Linked DNA regions of Homo sapiens: region 2 is linked to region 1. The links are chromatin contacts, found by Hi-C in ENCODE. All regions are on one chromosome and are shown on one strand. The core of a region is the stretch at or near the end of the contact, and the rest is flanking DNA. Distances in the headings are between cores, read along the strand shown. Region 1 has its middle 330 kb from the start of LINC00687. Region 2 has its middle 87 kb from the start of LINC02871.

The links. Hi-C counts contacts between places; a loop is a spot of excess contacts on that map. Pooled maps may share reads with other maps.
Region 2: a pooled map shows a loop between it and region 1 (5-fold over the local background). The contact joins two enhancer-like sites. A Hi-C loop is called at or near these places in 5 of 37 single-sample maps with no recorded cell type and 3 of 50 pooled maps.

What each region holds. Positions count from the first base shown.
Region 1 is chr20:11,540,953-11,545,639 of GRCh38, reverse strand. No RefSeq gene overlaps it. Among named protein-coding and RNA genes, the nearest start is that of LINC00687, 330 kb to the left of the region's middle. Within about 2 kb of position 2,024, at least 4 of the 41 ENCODE cell types and tissues checked have a DNase peak (open chromatin) inside an H3K27ac peak, as active enhancers do.
Region 2 is chr20:10,936,830-10,941,960 of GRCh38, reverse strand. No RefSeq gene overlaps it. Among named protein-coding and RNA genes, the nearest start is that of LINC02871, 87 kb to the left of the region's middle. Within about 2 kb of position 2,225, at least 2 of the 41 ENCODE cell types and tissues checked have a DNase peak (open chromatin) inside an H3K27ac peak, as active enhancers do.

The DNA.
Region 1 (4,687 bases), core at 775-3,274:
TGAACAAGTGATTCCGGAGACAAATTTTGAAGGAGAAGTTTTGTGGCGATGACTTGGGAGTGGGAAATGATTCCATCACTCCTGTTTCCCAGCTGAGATAAGGGAATTCTGTTAGCTGCACACTGCACGGACAGAAACAGGGTTACCTGGAGAGCCCTGACAGCAATGTTTGTGGTGAAGATGTGGTTCTGGAAGTGAATTTCCATCCAGGCATTGTGCTGACTCTATCACTTAGCAGTTCTGTCATCAATATCTTTGGATTTCAATTTCCTCATCTATAAAACACGATTAATAATGGCTACCTCATAGGGTTATTGTGTGGCTTAAATACATGTGTTTGGGTAAAACACTCCAAATAGGTTGGTTAATGTTATATTCGGGGAAACCTCGATGGGTCAGCTGAGGCACGCCTTTTGGAGGAGGAGAATATTGGCGAACATGGTAAAACCCCGTCTCTACTAAAAAAATACAAAAAAATTAGCCAGGGGTGGTGGCGAGAGCCTGTAATCCCAGCTCCTTGGGAGGTTGAGGCAGGAGAATCGCTTGAACTGGGGAGGTGGAGGTTGCAGTGGGCCAAGATTGTGCCACGGCACTCTGGCCTGGGTGACAAGAGCAAGACTCCGTCTAAAGAAAAAACCACTGGGTAGGCTGGGCTCGGTTGCTCACGCCTGTAATCCCAGCACTTTAGGAGACCAAAGTGGGCAGATCTCCTGAGGTTAGGAGTTCGAGACCAGCCTGGCCAACGTGGTGAAACCCAGTCTTAACTAAAAATACAAAAGTTAGCCAGGCATGGTGGCTTGCGCCTGTAATCCCAGCTAGTCGGGAGGCTGAGGCAGGAGAATCACTTGAAACCGGGAGGCAGAGGTTGCAGTGAGCCGAGATCGCGTCATTGCACTCCAGCCTGGGCAACAAGAACAAAACTTCATCTCAAAAAACAAACAAACAAACAAACAAACAAACCCAAAACCATCAAGGAGCCCTGAACACTCAGAAAAGGTAATTCTAGAGGGAGACAATTAGATCCATGGAGTTGAGTCATCATTAGTTTCATCAAAGAGAAGAAACACGCTGAGTCCTCAGAGACAGCCACTTTCTGAGACCCAGTGTCTGTGCGTTATTCTTTGACAGAAGTTCTCCCTGACGGATGCAGCCGTTGGTCCCAGTCTCTACTTCGTCTTGACTGTGATGATTCTCTACGTATAAAACCCTCCACCAAATTATAAACTAGGGAGACTCAGCTAAATATAGGTGCTCAAAAACATACTGAATTTGAATGTTGGACGGTTTAGTGCCCAGCTTCCCCACACATATTCACAACACATCAAAACACAATAACGTTAGCCCATGTGTCTGTGCCAGTACTTCCCTTTTAAAAAATCAAAAATACAGCCAGCAGATGGCGAGAGTGGATCATATTTGAACTGTAGGTAAACTAGGTTTTCAGTAGTAGTTTTTGGAGACACTCCTCAGTTACTTTTTATTTGTTGTTTGTTTTGGTTTCCTTTTCCTTTGAATGGAATCAAGTTTGCACCTCAGGGCAGAATTAGAAGTAATCACGAAGGTAACTAAGAAAAAAAAAAACAAGGTGAACTAGGGCTTAAGAGCTCTAAATACATCATTTTATTAACTCTCAAACATTTTTTAGGAGGGTAAGTTTGGAAGGGGAGAGGAGTAAAAAGCCAAATAGTTTGGATAATCGCCCAAATGTAGGTAGGTTGATTAAAATAGTCATTCATTTCTGAAGTACTCAGCAATACTGCTTCCAAGATATGTCCCTTATATTTTACTCTCACATATAATTATTGGCCAAAAATTGTGGGCTCAACTCTAGAGGATAAATTTTACAGGTCATAAATGTTCTAAATGTTGTTCTTCTCTGGACTGCCCAAGGCAGCCTGAACAACAGGCTGAGATTTGCTTCAGGTTATCTCTCCACCATCTTCAACGCTCGCCCACAAATGAGATGCCAAGGGTCACTCTGTGTCAGGACTTGGTGAGAAAAGCCACTGGAATGTTTAATTTCTCTCTGGACAGAAAGCTTCTTTGTCCACACATGTATTGTAATGCTGGGACACACAGTTGTCCATGGGGGGAAAGAAAGGGCTACAAAGAATGCAGAAAAAATATATAAGTCAAGCACATAGTTACCTAGGAAGGTAAATGTGAGGATTGGGGAAGTTTACAGAAAATAAAAATTGTTCACAGGATCGCTAAATATTTCCTCACTCTTTAAGATGACATTAAGGTATGTTAATTTTTAAGCTATTTTAATGTTTGAGAATCATGACTCTATGAGAGAGAGAGAGAGAGAATGCCTGTATTTCCAAGTTTGCAAGTAAGTAAGGTCAAGTTAGAAAGTCAGAGACAGGAAGCGGAATGTGTGTGTGTGTGTGTGTGTGTGTGTGTGTGTGTGTGTGTGTGTGTGTGTAGAATATTCCTGTCTGCTTTGTGCCACAAATTCTTGGAAAGGCTGCTGTACGCCTAAGTTTAGCTCCACTATATAGCTTGTTGCAGTTTCTGTACCTAAAAGAAGGGTCCTTGTGTCCCCACAAAAAATCTTTTCAGTTATTGGGTGAGCTATGCCCATCCACTTAGCATAGGTATTTACAAACACAACAACATAGATGACACACATGATAACCATTTTATAAAGAAAGGTTTCAGAATTATTTTTAGCTTGTAATTTTATTCTGATTGATGTCTTCATTGAATATACTGGACAGACTTTTAAACAGTTAATAAAACAACACACCTCTAATATCTGTTTGTGAAAATGTAAACTAGATATGCTTACATAAGGAAAAAAACTAAAGCAAGGTAAAAACGTAGATATTTTCGAAGCAACTCATCTAAAACTAACTTCCAAACATACTTTAAAAGTTTGAATCTAACAATATTCTTCAGAACATTGGTTGACTAATTTAACTAGTTTTTTTTTAAAGCAAAAAAGGTAAAAAGATTTTGGACACAGTATTATATTAATGTGACACCAGAAAACATCTAAAGGTTAAAAATCCAGGAAACTGTCTAGCATACAAAGGCATGTTCATTCATGGAAATACTTTGTTGTGAAAACAAGTAATTGATGTGTTTATGTTCTTAACATTAAAAACATAAAGATACAAAATTGTGCAAATAGTATGAATGCAAAACACCACAAATTAAAACAAATTCATAGACAATATGACTGGGAGAAAATTCATCGATAACTCCATAGCAGAAATACCTGGGGGTGATGTTCTGGTTCATTTATTTCTGAATTTCTCTGTAATTTTCCCCTAGATTTTAATGGCTATTTATTTTCTATTAAAAAGACACGTATAAACATGTAAGTATTCATGTTTTAAGTCATCATTTTGCATAGTTCTGTTTCCAGCCTCAGTTTGTTCTTCTGCAAAATAAAGGCATTCTGGTATCCCACGTGTCTGTATCAAAACAACCCCTTGAGCATTAAAAAAATAAATAAATAAAATGACTAATAAGACATGTATAGACTTTAGAGGTGGCTTGCAATTACAATTTTATTATTAAAATAAGACTTATTAAAATAAGAGAGAAAACATGTATCTTTGGTAATGTGAAAAGAAGAAGAATTCGCAGCTTATTCTTCTCATATCATAAAGTTTTTTCCACCTACAAGATACCACAGTGTCTCACATGGAACCCTTACAGAGTTACTCCTTTTGGTTAAAACATTTGCCTTTATCCCAGCACTTTGGGAGGCCGAGGCAGGCGGATCACGAGGTCAGGAAATCAAGACCTTCCTGGCTAACAAGGTGAAACCTCGTCTCTACTAAAAATACAAAAGTTAGCCGGGCGTGGTGGCGGGCACCTGTAGTCCCAGCTATCCGGGAAGCTGAGGCAGCAGAATGGCGTGAACCCGGGAGGCGGAGCTTGCGGTGAGGCGGAGCTTGCAGGGAGGCGGAGCTTGCGGTGAGGCGGAGCTTGCGGTGAGGCGGAGCTTGCGGTGAGCCGAGATTGCGCCACTGCACTCCAGCCTGGGCGACAGAGTGAGACTCCATATCAACAAAACAAAACAAAACAAAATTTACCTTTGAATCCGTCTCAAAAGTGAAGGTCCAGCCTAGCAGAGTGCCAGACATCATGAGTCTTTAGAATTCTAAGGAGCAGCATGAGAATTCTCAGGCCAAAGGTAGGAGCAGGGAGGGAGCTACGGGACTTAAGGGGAGTTCCCGAAGGATGAAGCTGGAGGCTTCCCTCAGAACTCTAGCTGCTCTGCCCCAGGCGGTTTGCAGAGAGCATCATCTGATTACCACACGCTCAATCCTATTCTCAAACCAAAACACAAATAAGCCCAGTAATAAGCCCAGGTCCATACAGCCTGGGCCTCACAGGAAACAAGATGGCTGAATGAGACTCAGATACCAGGCCCCTGTGAAATGACAAGTATTTCTGCTTTGCAGGAAAACCAGCCTTAGCTTTTGCTCCTAGCAGCAGCTTGGCCTGCCATTGCTGATGGAGATGATGCAGTTAAAGCCATAACCAGTCGCTAAACCAGGAGGGAAATGGTTTTGATAAGGGCCTCCGGAGTTCTCTATGTTTCGGACTAAGGAAACCTTGTCTGTGCCTTGATAATCTGCTCACTGCATTGGTGCAAACAATCAAGAATTGCCTTTACTGCACCAGACGGAGATCCATTAATTTTTTAGTAAATTTCCCAGAGTCC
Region 2 (5,131 bases), core at 976-3,475, 600 kb after region 1:
GGATTTCTCTCCCATTTTAGTATTTGATTCTCAACACAGCACTGTGTGAAAGCTGAAACATGAAGTGTTATTATTCATTTATAACAAATAAGGGATATTGGGTCCACAGGAGAAAAATGACTTGTTTCTGGTAAAACTGAATTAGCAGAAATAATATTATTGATTAAAAGGCATGAGCTAAGGGAGAGCCAACTGTTTGTTCAATGTTATAGGCACTGGGAGAGGTTGAAGATTTTAATGTTTGTTGTACATCTTAGAGAACGATTATGATACGAATTTGAAGAATTTGTGAGAGATGGAGAAGATAGCCTAAATGAGAGGGGCCAGAGGAAGGAAATGCATAGGATTACTACTGGGATTACCAAGGGGGCAATGGTGGTGGTGGGGTTCTCATGGGAATGGGATGAGTCAGGCAACGGACCAATATGATGGGAGCCTCAAAAATGCTAGTTAGAGTTATAGGAAAAAATCACACGGGAGAAGCAAACGAATTGGTGAGAATGGAGTTCAAAAGTGGTAAAAATCTTCAGTAGTCTGAAGAGAGCAAGATGAATTGTCAATTTCCGTGAATGAGTTGATGATTTGTCCTCAGGCTGTAGCAATGGGGAAGAAAATATGGATAAAAGCGATGGGGGAAGAGAACACCAGTATGAGAGCCCAGTAGATGGATGTGAAAGATGAACAGAAGGAGGAGTTAAAGAACAAGTCAAGATATTTAACTGGGGACAAAGTTTCTAGATTCATAAGTTGAATAGCGTCAGATTCACTTTCAATGAGTCTATGATGTTTTCACTTCCTTTTCCAGCCAGATTAGCCTCAGACTCAGACTGACTTATCTAAACCCAAGGTGGCAGGTGGCAGAGCACCGCGGGGCCAGGGCCAGAATGAGACACAGGGTATTCTGATACCTGGCCCTGCAGGTGTCCCACTCCCCTCACCTCAGACCTGGACATTAACTCATACATTGCCATGGATGAAGACACAGCTGACAGCAGCCATTGTGAACATTCAGCCACTCTCTAAGTTTGATGTCATTTCCTGGTAGCACACCTGGCACTTTAGAGTTTCAATGAGAAAATGAAATGGGAAAATGTAGGGGAACTTGCTTTATATATTGTAATAGAAAATGCACTTATTATTGTTTGTATTTTAGTAGTAATATTTTACACATACAACTTACAAAACACATTAAAATTACTTGTTTTTCCTCATTTGTATAGTGGTGAGTAAAAAATTTAAAAAAATAAAATTACTTGTTTTATTTTTTAATATATTTGTTTATGTAACCTCCTTTCGATGGTTAATATTTCATCTTGTACGTCTCCCTGTATCATAAATGTCCTCTTACATATTGTGTTTATGCACTGCATTAACATCTATTATGTGGATACATAATCATCCAACCATCCTCCTTCTGTAGGACAAATTCTTGTATATTGTTATGAACAATAACATTATAAAATGTCTCTAGGCATAATTGCATAAAAACATATTTATAAACACATTCTTATCTAATTTTTACAGCTTACCAAGGTAGATATTATTGTTATTTCCATTTAGTAAAAGTGTCACTGAGGCTTAGAGAAGTTGATCAGTTTGACCAAGGTCACGTGGTCCTCTAACTTATGGTTTGATGCAGTTGCTCTCCCTGTCCTGAAGAAGTCTCCTTGGCTCTACCCTGATTGCCAATGCATGACTTCAGTTCAGCCTGCTCCTCAGCTTGGCAAGACCATTCCGTCGATCACCAGGCCTCAAAGTGAGCATTTCATAGACTCTACGATGCCATGGAAGGTAAGACACATTATTATATGATGTTACACAAAGAAAAAAAGAAACTGCTGTCCATTAAGCTATGACATAATTCTCTGTTCTCACATAGAAACTATAGGTAGTGCTTATTAAAAGGACTCTTCTAGACCTATTTAGACACAAAAGTGACAACAGTATGAAGAGTAACCAAAATGAAGTTCAGGCACACAATGACAATCCAATCGCATCTTACTGACATATGACTGGCAACATTTTGGGAAATGTCAAATTATAAGACCCCCTCCAATTCCAATGATGGTATCATGTAAAACTATATACACCCTAGAATCAAGGAAATATGGTATCAACAAACTAAAACTGACTCCTTAATATAATCTGAAGGCCTGAAAGATCATTGAAAGGGGAAACTATTGCACAATATGTTATTTATTGAGTTGTCTATGAATCACCTGCAGGCATTTCCCACAGCAGGGGTTCTTAGCCATATTTGTTCAACTTTAATACTCAATAAATGAAAAATGGTTATTGTTCTTATTAAGAAGACAAATCCTTCAAAGAGAAGCTATAGTTACAAGCCTAAACTGTTCCATATTTATATACAAAAGAGCTTATGATCATCTGGTCACACTATTTCACCCAGTCACATACATAAAGAATAACTGTCATTGGATTTTCTGGTTGAAATATCACTCTTGACAGTCTCTAAGCCTAATCTAGTTGAAGAAAGTTGAGTCACCAAAAAACAGCGTCAGCTCTTCCTTCATTGCAAAGACTCGCCAGAATAATACAGGACAAGCTCAGTGTTATTCCTTTTAAAGAAATACCTATGTCTTTTTATCTTCAAATTCAGGTTCATCCTACCTAATCTTTTGTTGGAATATAATAATTGTTCAATTTTTTAAAAGGACTTTTGATTCCTACCTTGTTTGAAATTGAAACCATTGAATTCTAGGATAATTGGCATCCAGCCTCATTTCTCTTTCCTTTATGAAACACTCAGTGTCCTGTCTCAGGCTTATCCCCTTGACTTTGATCCTTTTGATCGACAAAACTGAGAAGTTTCAATGGACCTAAGTGTCTCCTTTCAAGTCAAGTCTGTATAATACAAGGGGAAGGAGTCATTGCCCTGTATTCCAAGTTCGAAAGCACTTCTGCCATTTTGAGATTAAAAATATAAATTAGTCTTAACTATACTTTAGCAGAGTAAATCTATTTCTTACACTTTTAGAAGACAGTTTTTAAGTTAAAACACAATAATAAATGATTATTTCCAATTACCTTTTTATATACAGCTCAGATCTGCAGAATGAAGGGGGGACTCAGATTAAGTTACTGGATTGAGGCGGGGGGTTCCTAGAGTGTGTTGCACATCTCACTTCACAGCCAAAGGTAGAAAAGTGAGCCATTGCAGGAGAGCATCTCCTTTACTTACAGGCTTGCAGTATTCTAAAGCATCCATGATTTAAATCTGCTGAGGACTGTATACTGGATCCTGCAGGGAAATGATGGCACACACAAACTGAGTTTAAGGAAGGGACTATTTATAGTGTTTGGGAAGGGTTCAGAAAACCAACAGAAAATGGCAAGAGAGGGAGCCTCTTTTTTAACCCTGAGCCAGGAAGGGGAAGAGTTGGGGACAGTTACTGGAATGCTGAATGGTAGCTATAGGGGAGGGCTGGCCAAAAAGAGCTATGGCCTTCCATGGCAGGATCAGCCAATACATGATTAAGGGGCAGAGAGGAAGCCAGAGAATAAGTGCCCCATCATTTCCTCCAGTACTTGCATCTCCTCATGCCACCTCCCATTGACCAACCCAGCTGGAAGTCAGAGGAGATCCACCAGGATCAGAGCAGGGCAGATAATAGTAGCAATGGACCCAAAGGGGCAGATAGAAGATACCCAGTATGCTGTGAACTGTCAGGTTCTGCCTAATGCAGAAGTGAATTAAATGGTTTTTCTCTGATGCCTCCTAAACTTTTTGATGGTTATCTCTTTTTAGTCCATGGCCAATCCACTTATTGCCTCCATGACTGCCCACAGACCCCACATAGCCCTACACAGGCTTGTCTTCCTTGAGCCACAGCCCATATTTCAAATGGGCACAGTCTACAGTTCCACTTTTCATCTTTCTACATCCTAATCCTTTGGTAAAAACTACTCCTTGCTAGGTAGCTAGCCAGCCAATCTAATAAATAATCCCATGCATTAATCTCATATCGCTAACTGGATATAATTATAGATCCTGGAGCTAGAAGAGCTCTCAGAAGTTGTTTCTGGTACTGTCAGAATATTTGACATACTAACTAGCATGAATATTTTATATAGGAAGCAACAAAGGCCTAATGAGATAAAATAACACACAAGGTTTACATACTATTCCACTTGGGGCAAAAGGTATTATTATTAATAAAGATCTTCAAGAAACCAAGGAAATACCAAGATGTAGGACTCACCTTAGTTAGGTGGCAATTACCCAGCATCGAGAACATTGAATCACAAGATGAGAAAGTGATTCTTTTTACACTTACCTCGACAATGAATTACAGAAGAAATACTCGATTTGGAGTTAGGCCATCTTAATCTTTAAACACTTTAAACACTTGCTACATTTCCATTTTGACAAAGAAAAGCAATCATTGGGCACAGACTTCAAGTTCAGGCAATGGTGGATAGATTTAATTTGATAATGCTTTATTTCTCTTGAATTTATATTTTGTGTTACCTCCTGTTTCCTAATGAATGATAATGGCTGTCAATTTATGTTAATGCTACTAAAGTTTTCTTCTTAGCGTATTTTTAAGTTTAAAAAGTAATCAACTTAAAGAAAATATATGTGAACAATGGTATGGTTTCTTTCAAGGTTTTGTAAAAATAATGAAGATGTTAAGTGAAGCAATATAGTTTGGGGAACACTAGTTTATTTCAAAGAGTTTTTAATCTAAAATCCTGTCATTTACATATACATACATTATATGTAATCTATATATGTGTGGGTCTGTGCATGTGTGTATGTGTATTTATAATGGCAGGCAGCATTCTATCATTGCCTCTAATATTGCCTGGTGCACATGCTGTATGTAATTCCTTCCCCTTGAGTGTTGCCAAAAACCTGGGGATATCATGGGACATCTCTCCCATAATCATGTTACATTATGTAACAAAAGGGACTTTGAAGATAGAATTAAGTTTCCTATCAGCTGACTTTGAGTCAATCAAAAGGGAGATTATCTTCAATGGGCTGAGCCTAATCAGGTGAACTCACAGAAGAGACAAGCACCAGATGCTTTTGTATGGCCTAGCAGACATGAAGAGCCTTGGTGCGAAAGGGGCCATGTAGCACACACCTAAGTGCAGTGTCCAG